3 separate regions of the Homo sapiens genome follow, and all the other regions are linked to region 1. The links are chromatin loops, found by intact Hi-C in ENCODE. Cell type or tissue: heart right ventricle. All regions are shown on one strand. Region 1 overlaps MGAT4A (alpha-1,3-mannosyl-glycoprotein 4-beta-N-acetylglucosaminyltransferase A). Region 2 holds the start of MGAT4A (alpha-1,3-mannosyl-glycoprotein 4-beta-N-acetylglucosaminyltransferase A). Region 3 overlaps CRACDL (CRACD like).

Region 1 (2,500 bases):
GGCCAACATGGTGAAACCCTGTCTCCACTAAAAATACAAAAAATTAGCCAGGCCTGGTGCCAAGTGCCTGTAATCCCACCTACTTGGGAGGCTGAGGCAGGAGAATCACTTGAACCCGGGAGGCAGAGGGTGCAGTGAGCTGAGATCACACCATTGCAGTCCAGCCTGGGCTAGAGGGAGACTATGTCTCGAACAAACAAACAAAAACAGCCTGGGCAACAAAGTGAGACCCTGTTTTTACAAAAAGTAAAAAAAAAAAAAATTAGCCAGGCATGGTGGTGCATGTCTGTGGCCCCAGCCGCACAGGAGGCTGAGGTGGGAGGATCATATGACCCAGGTCAAGGATGCAGCGAGCTGTGAACTGTGTTTGCACCACTGCACTCCAGCCTTGGCAAGAGAGGAAGACCCTGTCTCCAAAAAAAAAAAAAAAGCTCACTGACACCAGTGGACCAGTGGCTCAAACCTGTAACACCTGCTCTTTGAAAGGCAGAGGCAGCAGGATCATTTGAGGCCGGGAGTTCAAGACCAGCCTGGGCAACTTAGCAATACTCCCATCTCTACCAAAAAGAAATACAAAAATTAACCCAGTATGGTGGTGCATGCCTTAGTCCCAGCTTCCTGGGAGGCTAAAACAGGAGGATCACTTGAGCCCAGGTGTTTGAGGCTGCCATGAGCTATGACTGTGCCACTGCGCTCCAGCCTGTGTGACAGTCAGACTCTGTCTCTGAAAAACAAAAGAATGTTCATTGAATTTGACTTCGAAAGAACTGAACAATTAGAAACAATCTAAATGACCAACAAGAAGGTTGATTATGATATCTGAATAACAGGACTTCAAGAAGGGATTAAAAATCACACCAATCTGTATTTACTGGCATAGCAAGGTACCTATCAACAGTATGTTAAGTGACAGCAAAAAAGGTTATCAGACAGTACATACAGCATGATCCTCTACTGTAAAAGAGGGCTGTGTGAGAGTGACATCAGCGAGACAGAAACAGGAAACCCAGACACACAAGACACATTCCCCACACGAGACACAGATTTAAAATCTGAGCATTCCACAGCCAGAGGCCCTCTCTTGGGCACAGACCACAGTGAGGAAACACTCAATTCCCGACTTCTCCCTAAGGAGAGAAAGAAGTTGGTGTATACCCAGTGTTTTTGACTTTTTCGAGTGCAGCCAGAGGGAATGATTTCTGTCTCATCTAAATCATAGTGTCAGGAACAGGGCACCAGGTTGGGAGCTAAGAACAAAGGCCATCAGTTGGCACCAGAGGCTGCAGTACCAGAGACAGAAACTAGGTGGAGCTCCAGTACTGCAGCTTACTACAATACCAACAAGGCCACAGTGCTGCAGAGCTCCTGACTAGAAACCAGTCAACTTCAATTAGGAGATTACACCCACAAGCAGAGAGGACATGGCCCCAGAAAAGGCTCAAAGGGCTCCAGAGTCTTTAACTAGGCTGACTGAAGAAAATCCTTCCACTACAAAACCAAACTGCAAAGACTGGGAGAGGTGGCTGATTTTTCAAATGCCAAGATCCCAACAACAAAAAACAAGATATACAAATAAACAAAAATATGGTATATCCAAAGGAACAAGTTAAAACTCCAGAAACCAACCCCAAAGAAATGAAGACATATGAACTGCCCAGTAATTCAAAATAACTGTCATAAGATTGCTCAGTAAATTAAAAGAGAGCAGAGACAGACAACTAAATGAAATTTGGAATATGATGCATGAACAAAATGAGAATATCAATAGAGATAGAAACTATAAAGAGCCAAACAGAAATTCTAAAACTGAAGAATACAAAACCTGAATTGAAAATTTCACTAGAAGGACTAAACAGCAGACCTGAGCAGGCAGAAGAATCAGTGAACTTAAAGATAGGACTTTTGAAATTACTGAGGCACAGGAGCAAAAAGAAAAAAGAATAACAGAAAAATAGCGATACCCTAAGGGACCTATGGACAGCACAAAGTGAAACAACATACACATTATGAGAGTTCTACAAGGAGAAGAGAGCCTATTTGAACTTCCCAAATATGAGGATAGAAATGGACATACAAATTCAAAAAGTTCAAAGAACCCCAACTACAATAAATTGATCTACACCAAGAAGAATCATAATGAAGTTGTCAAAAGTCACAAAGAATCCTGAAAGCCATAAGAGGAAAGTGACCCAACAAATACAAGATAACGTCTATTAGATTATCAGCAGATTTCCCAGAAGAAACTTTATTATAGGCTAGAAGAGGGTGGAATGATATGTTCAAAGTGCTAAAACATACTAAACAAAAACTGGCCAGCCAAGAATATTATATCTGACAAAATTGTAATTCAAAAGTAAAGAAGGCCAGGCGCGGTGGCTCACACCTGTAATCCCAGCACTTTGGGAGACCGAGGCAGGTGGATCACCTGAGGTCAGGAGTTCGCGACCAGCCTGAACAACGCGGTGAAACCCCATCTCTACTAAAAATACAAAAATTAGCT
Region 2 (2,500 bases), 82 kb after region 1:
ATAAAATCCATGACGTAAGCCTATATAACTTTACACACCACAATTGTGGCAAAATTCATTTATTTGCCATTTATAAACGGGTCAGTAGTTTTCTTTAATACAGCTTACGTAATGTCATCGCCCAGTGCGTTTTCGGGTTTACACGTGTGGGTTAAAGAAATCTATGTCAAGATAACCTGTTCATCAAACTGTTTTTTAAACATTCAGAAAAAGAAACATAAACCACAAAACGCATATTTTTATTCTAAATTTACAGTCTACGTTCCAACGAACGACTGTCATTATCTTTTATCAAATAATCTGTCCAACAGCAAAAGCACAACAGCAAAATACGTGGAAAGCATTCAAAGCATACATTGTGCCTGCTTCTATTTTCCAATGCGGAATGTAGGCAATGAAACCGCTCCAGAGAAACACACTGTTGCGAGGAATAAAGGCGGGTGTGCAAGTGGCTCGACTGCCAGCTCAGAAAAGCTCGCCTCCGAGATGTCACCTGGCACACTTGGTGGAGTCACCGAGACCCAGCCTCAGGGTCCTACTGCAGCTTCCTCATTACGGAGAGAGCTGAGGCCTGGGGAAACGGGGGCTGCTCTTTCACGCGGGCCCCGCAGCCCTTCACTTTGTGTGAAAATTCCCTGCGAAGGCTGCACGGCCGGTCCCCTCGGGAGCAGCCCCTGCCCCTGCGCCTCGGACCGTCCGGCCCCGCCCACCTGCCCCGCGGCCCCCGCGAAAGCGCCGACTCCCGCGCAGCCCCCGGGTCCCACAGGCAGCTGTCCCTCCCCCTCCGCACCCCCCGGATCAGCACTTTGCTCCACTTTCCCCCAAAGTCGCCGAGCCCCGCCACGCCGGGGAGCGCCAGGAACGCACCAGGCGCCGAGCCGGCCGCAGAGAGGGCGCGCGACCCCGAGGGGTGCGCGGTGCGGGGCAGGGACGCTGGGAGGACGGCCCGGCCCGCGCCCCGCCGCCCGCCCCCGAGGCCCAGCCGCTCCCGGAGCCGGCCCCGCGCCCAGAGGCGCCAACAGCTCCCCCGCACAGAGCTCCGGCCGGGCCGCGGCGCAGTAGGCTCCTTTACCAGCAGGTGGATCTCCCGCAGCCCGGGGCCGCCAGCCCGGCCGCCGGCGCCGCCCCCAACTCCCGCGCCCTCCGCGCAGCCGCCCCGCGCCCCCTCCCGCCCCCGCGCGCCGCCGCTGCCGCCGCGAGCCCCTCACCCGCCGCTGGCGTCGCCGTGCTCCCGCGGCTGCCGGCGGAGCTGCTGTAGCCGCCGCCGCCGCTGCCGCCGCCGCTGCGGGCCGCCCCGCCCGCCCCGCCGGCTCCGCCCCCGCCGCTGGAGCGCCCGCCCCGCCCCGCCCCGCCGGGCCGCCCCGACCCCGCCAGCCATTGGCCGGCCCCGCGGGCCCCGCGCCCCGCGCCCCGCGCCCCACCAGTGGCCCGCGCGACTGTCACTTAGGGGCGCCGCCACGCAGCCTGCGGAGCGTTCGGGAGGCTGGCCCGGCTCATCGGTGTCACGGCGAGGTCCGGAGCGGAGCCGCGGTCTCGGGTCCCAGCTCTGGGCGCCGGCCTGCTCCCCGCCGCCCCGCTGCCACATCTGGCTGAGATCCTCCCGGCGCGTGCAGGGACCGCTCCGGCGGCCAACAAAGGCCCGGGCGAGCCCTCGGCCTGCGCCTCGGCGCGCGACCCGACCACCCGGGGCTGCCCCAGCTCCCAGGCGCCTGCCTGCCTCGACCCGGCCCCTTCCCAGCGGCGCGCCCCGCTCCGGGCCGCCCAAACTGGGCGGCCTCCCCGGGGACAGGTCCCGGGCCCAGCCCCACAGGAGCTCCCGAGGCCCCGCGGACGGTCGCGACAGCCCCAACTTCCCGGTGAGAACCCCGCGAATCGGCCAGAAGGGCTGATTTCAGCAACTGGGAAGGAGAAAAACAACTAGGGTTTCAACGCACATCGTTGGGTGCTAATGCCCCTGATTTTCCACTATGCCCCGTTTTCTTGAACCCCATGTCCTTATCTGTCGCCGTTTCACAAGGTTAGAGGTTAACTTCAAAGGCAAAAAACTGACTCGTTTGTAGAAAGCCTGGGTGGTCTGTCCCTGTTTTTCATAGTATCCATAGGACTTGTGCTAACAGTAACTACCCCTGGGTACGTCCTCTTTTGAATACTTAACTGTATAGCAGGCAACCGTATAGCAGGCATGGGTGTTAGATCGTTTATTGCATATCTCATGTTTTAAATTTATTCCCCATTTTTCATAAGAGGAAACTAGCTGAGAGGTGAAAGGGCTTGCCCAAGGTCACACAGCTGGTAATGGTTCAAAAACAAGGGATGTGTTAACTTTATTGCCGCAATAATCCTTACAGCAATCCTACCGAGTAACCTGTAAGGGAATTGAGGGGCCAAAGATCAAGGAGGCAGCCTTGTTCCTGCCAAACTCCCAAAGTAATAAGTAGATTCTTTTCAGAAAACAGTAATTTCAATAATCGAAAACTCTTAAGAGGCATCAATCAGAACA
Region 3 (2,500 bases), 180 kb after region 1:
CCCTCCAGGGCAGGTGTGGATGAAGACATGCAGTGGTACAGGCCGCACTTGCCTTTATGGTGGTACCAGGACCCACGTCGTGCAGCAGAGACATCTCTGGGGGGCTCCTGGGCAGCCCGTCGTCCTCAGAGCTCATGCCGGCATCCTCTCCCCGCTTGGCAGGAAGCCCCCCTGGAGGAGGTGGTGGCCCCATTTTCACATTACACTGTATTTTTAACTAGATTGGAATAAAGAACATGTGCTCTTATTTTCATCAATGATATTTATCAACAAATCCTCCTGCTCTAATTCATTCATGCTGGAAATGCCTTCAGTATCTTGGTGTGGTGCAGAGAACTGAACTGAACGTGCATCTGCCACCAGCTCTTCCACTGCCATCTCTTCTTTGTTCATCTAAGAATGAGTCGAGATCCCACTGCAGCTCATTTGGTGTGTCCTGGGGGAGCTGTCATGTACATGTGATTCTACTTTACAGCATATCAAATAAACCAAGCAGAAATCATTTAAAAACTTCTTGATGGATATTTGACTTGCACACCAGGCGACATGACCAAGGAAACATTTACCTGCAGAGCTTTAATCCGATCACACACATTTTCTTGGGAAAACACCCGCACAGGCCGAGTAGCGTCCTGTCCGGACTCAGGAATGAAAATACTGTCGTGAGAAAGGGCCCGGCTGCCCAGCGTGCCCCTCGACTCCCTAGGATAAAAGAGCCACTGTGAGACTCTGCCCACCTCCATCTTACTGACCCCTGGGGGGCTCAGAATGAGAAAGAGGGATGTGAGTGAACAGAACATCAAACAACACTCCCTCTGCTGCATTTACATTTCAGTGGTCCCTGACTTCAGTTCATCCACACGCTGTCAAATGCCAGTCAACTATTTGGAGCATTGCAGAGATAGGAATTTTCCTAGGAGATCTAAAGGTTGTGTGAATTATTTTTGTATTAATGAAAAAACCAAGGTTTGATAAGGTGTGAGGTGCAAGACAGCAAGCCTGCAGAGGGGAGGGGCTGGCACGGCCAGCTTCTGAGGAGGCCTGTCCCGGCTGCCCCAGGGAGGGTGAGGTCACGCCTTGTGGGCAAACATGCAGGCCCTCCGTGGGCTGAAGGCTGTGTGTGCAGCAGGCTGAGGGCCTGCTTGATGAACGCATCCTCACACACACCTCACACAGACCAAGACATACATCCGTGGGTGGTTTGAAATGAGAACTGCAAATCTGCAAAGCCATGGCCTCTTTTTATGACCTGGCACCATCTGTGTGACCAAAACCTCTGTGCCTGCCTAGATCCTGGAGCAGAGATGGTGGCCTTCTGTCATCGCCATCCCAGTCCTTTCCTCAGCTCTGAACTCAAGAATCTGATCTGGGACTGAACCCCCAGGACATTCACAAAATGTCCTAAAAGGATGTGGGAATTAGCTGTCAAGTTTTCCTAGCAGCACTGGCTGCCTGAACAATAGGTGGAAGGAGATGACTGAGATCTGATGATGAAGGAAGGAAAGCCTGCCTCTGCACACACTGGACATCTTGTGTGCACCACCCCACCCACTTCCCTCCTGCCACTCCCCTACCCTGGGCATCCTGTCCACTGTGGGGCATTAAGGACTCTGAGGTGTGGCCCTGTCCAACTGTAGATCAAACTGTGTTGGCTAATAATGCTTCCTTCTAATTAAACTCTCACGCCTGCAACAGTAAGCTTGCAAGTGGGAACCCATGGCTCCCAGGATGTGTGTGTCCTCACATGCCAGGGAGGGAACTACGCCAACTGAAGGAATCAGGACCTCCCTGCCAAGGGCAGCTCTTAACCCAAAGGTCACACACACACTTGGATATCCCTCCCCCAGTGGACAGCCCATGGCCCACACTCTCTGGGAACCACAACCACCACCCAAGCACCTCCGCTTTGGATGTAATGAGGAGTGGAGGCAGCATAAAGAGGCCTCTGCAAAAACACAAAATGGCACATGTGCAAGGCCATTCACTACAGCAATATTCAAAAGAGTGAAAGATGGGAAACACCTAGTGCCCCTCAGTAGGCATCTAACTGAATCAACCATGAATGTCATACAATGGAGGACTCCACAGCTGGTCTGATGGGCAGGAAGGTCTCTACACGCTGCATGCAGGCATCACCAGATACTACTAAGTGCAATAAATAACAACCACTGCAGAACAATGTTCACAGCATGTCAGCACTGCATGGGAAAGGGGGGCCTGGATATTATCTGAACATGTGTGTGTGTTTCTTATATTTTAAAAAAATGAAAATAGAAGAATAAATAACAAATAAATAAAAGTGGTTTTCTTTGGGGGAAAGAAATAACTAGATGAGGAGACATAGTGCAAAGATACCTACATTGACAACTTTGTCTTTGAAACTATGCAAACGTTTTATATAATTAAAAGATGAAACCAAACAAAAAGAGAAATAAAACAATCTCTAAAACTAGAAAACAAACACAAACAAATAAATCTAATTTTATATCAGATTGTTGGC

Evidence for each region. Peaks named below come from ENCODE experiments on the same cell type or tissue, not always from the same donor. Only the 100,000 strongest peaks of a DNase experiment are listed, where the experiment ranks them.
Region 2: a loop joins it to region 1, with 2.8 times the contacts of the local background. A loop is called at or near these places in 45 of 110 quality-filtered maps.
Region 3: a loop joins it to region 1, with 10 times the contacts of the local background. A loop is called at or near these places in 107 of 110 quality-filtered maps.

Annotation. Positions count from the first base shown.
Region 1 is chr2:98,648,308-98,650,807 of GRCh38, forward strand. The region is part of intron 8 of MGAT4A (alpha-1,3-mannosyl-glycoprotein 4-beta-N-acetylglucosaminyltransferase A); the gene reads right to left. Among named protein-coding and RNA genes, the nearest start is that of UNC50, 41 kb to the left of the region's middle. In heart right ventricle, CTCF peaks have their summits at 1,301 and 1,502; a DNase peak (open chromatin) is centred at 1,304.
Region 2 is chr2:98,729,840-98,732,339 of GRCh38, forward strand. MGAT4A (alpha-1,3-mannosyl-glycoprotein 4-beta-N-acetylglucosaminyltransferase A) reads right to left here and starts at 1,293. Exons shown (of 16, transcript NM_012214.3): 1 at 1,209-1,293. LOC107985922 (a long non-coding RNA gene) reads left to right here and starts at 1,442. Exons shown (of 2, transcript XR_007087150.1): 1 at 1,442-1,856. RefSeq lists silencers at 1,301-1,630, 1,651-1,840, 1,947-2,241. In heart right ventricle, no CTCF peak of the experiment used is centred here; DNase peaks (open chromatin) are centred at 512, 1,122 and 1,442; H3K4me3 peaks cover 2,175 bases; H3K27ac peaks cover 2,203 bases.
Region 3 is chr2:98,832,296-98,834,795 of GRCh38, forward strand. CRACDL (CRACD like) reads right to left here. Exons shown (of 10, transcript NM_207362.3): 4 at 567-702; 5 at 53-217. Among named protein-coding and RNA genes, the nearest start is that of LINC02611, 62 kb to the left of the region's middle. In heart right ventricle, no CTCF peak of the experiment used is centred here; a DNase peak (open chromatin) is centred at 1,552; H3K27ac peaks cover 2,500 bases.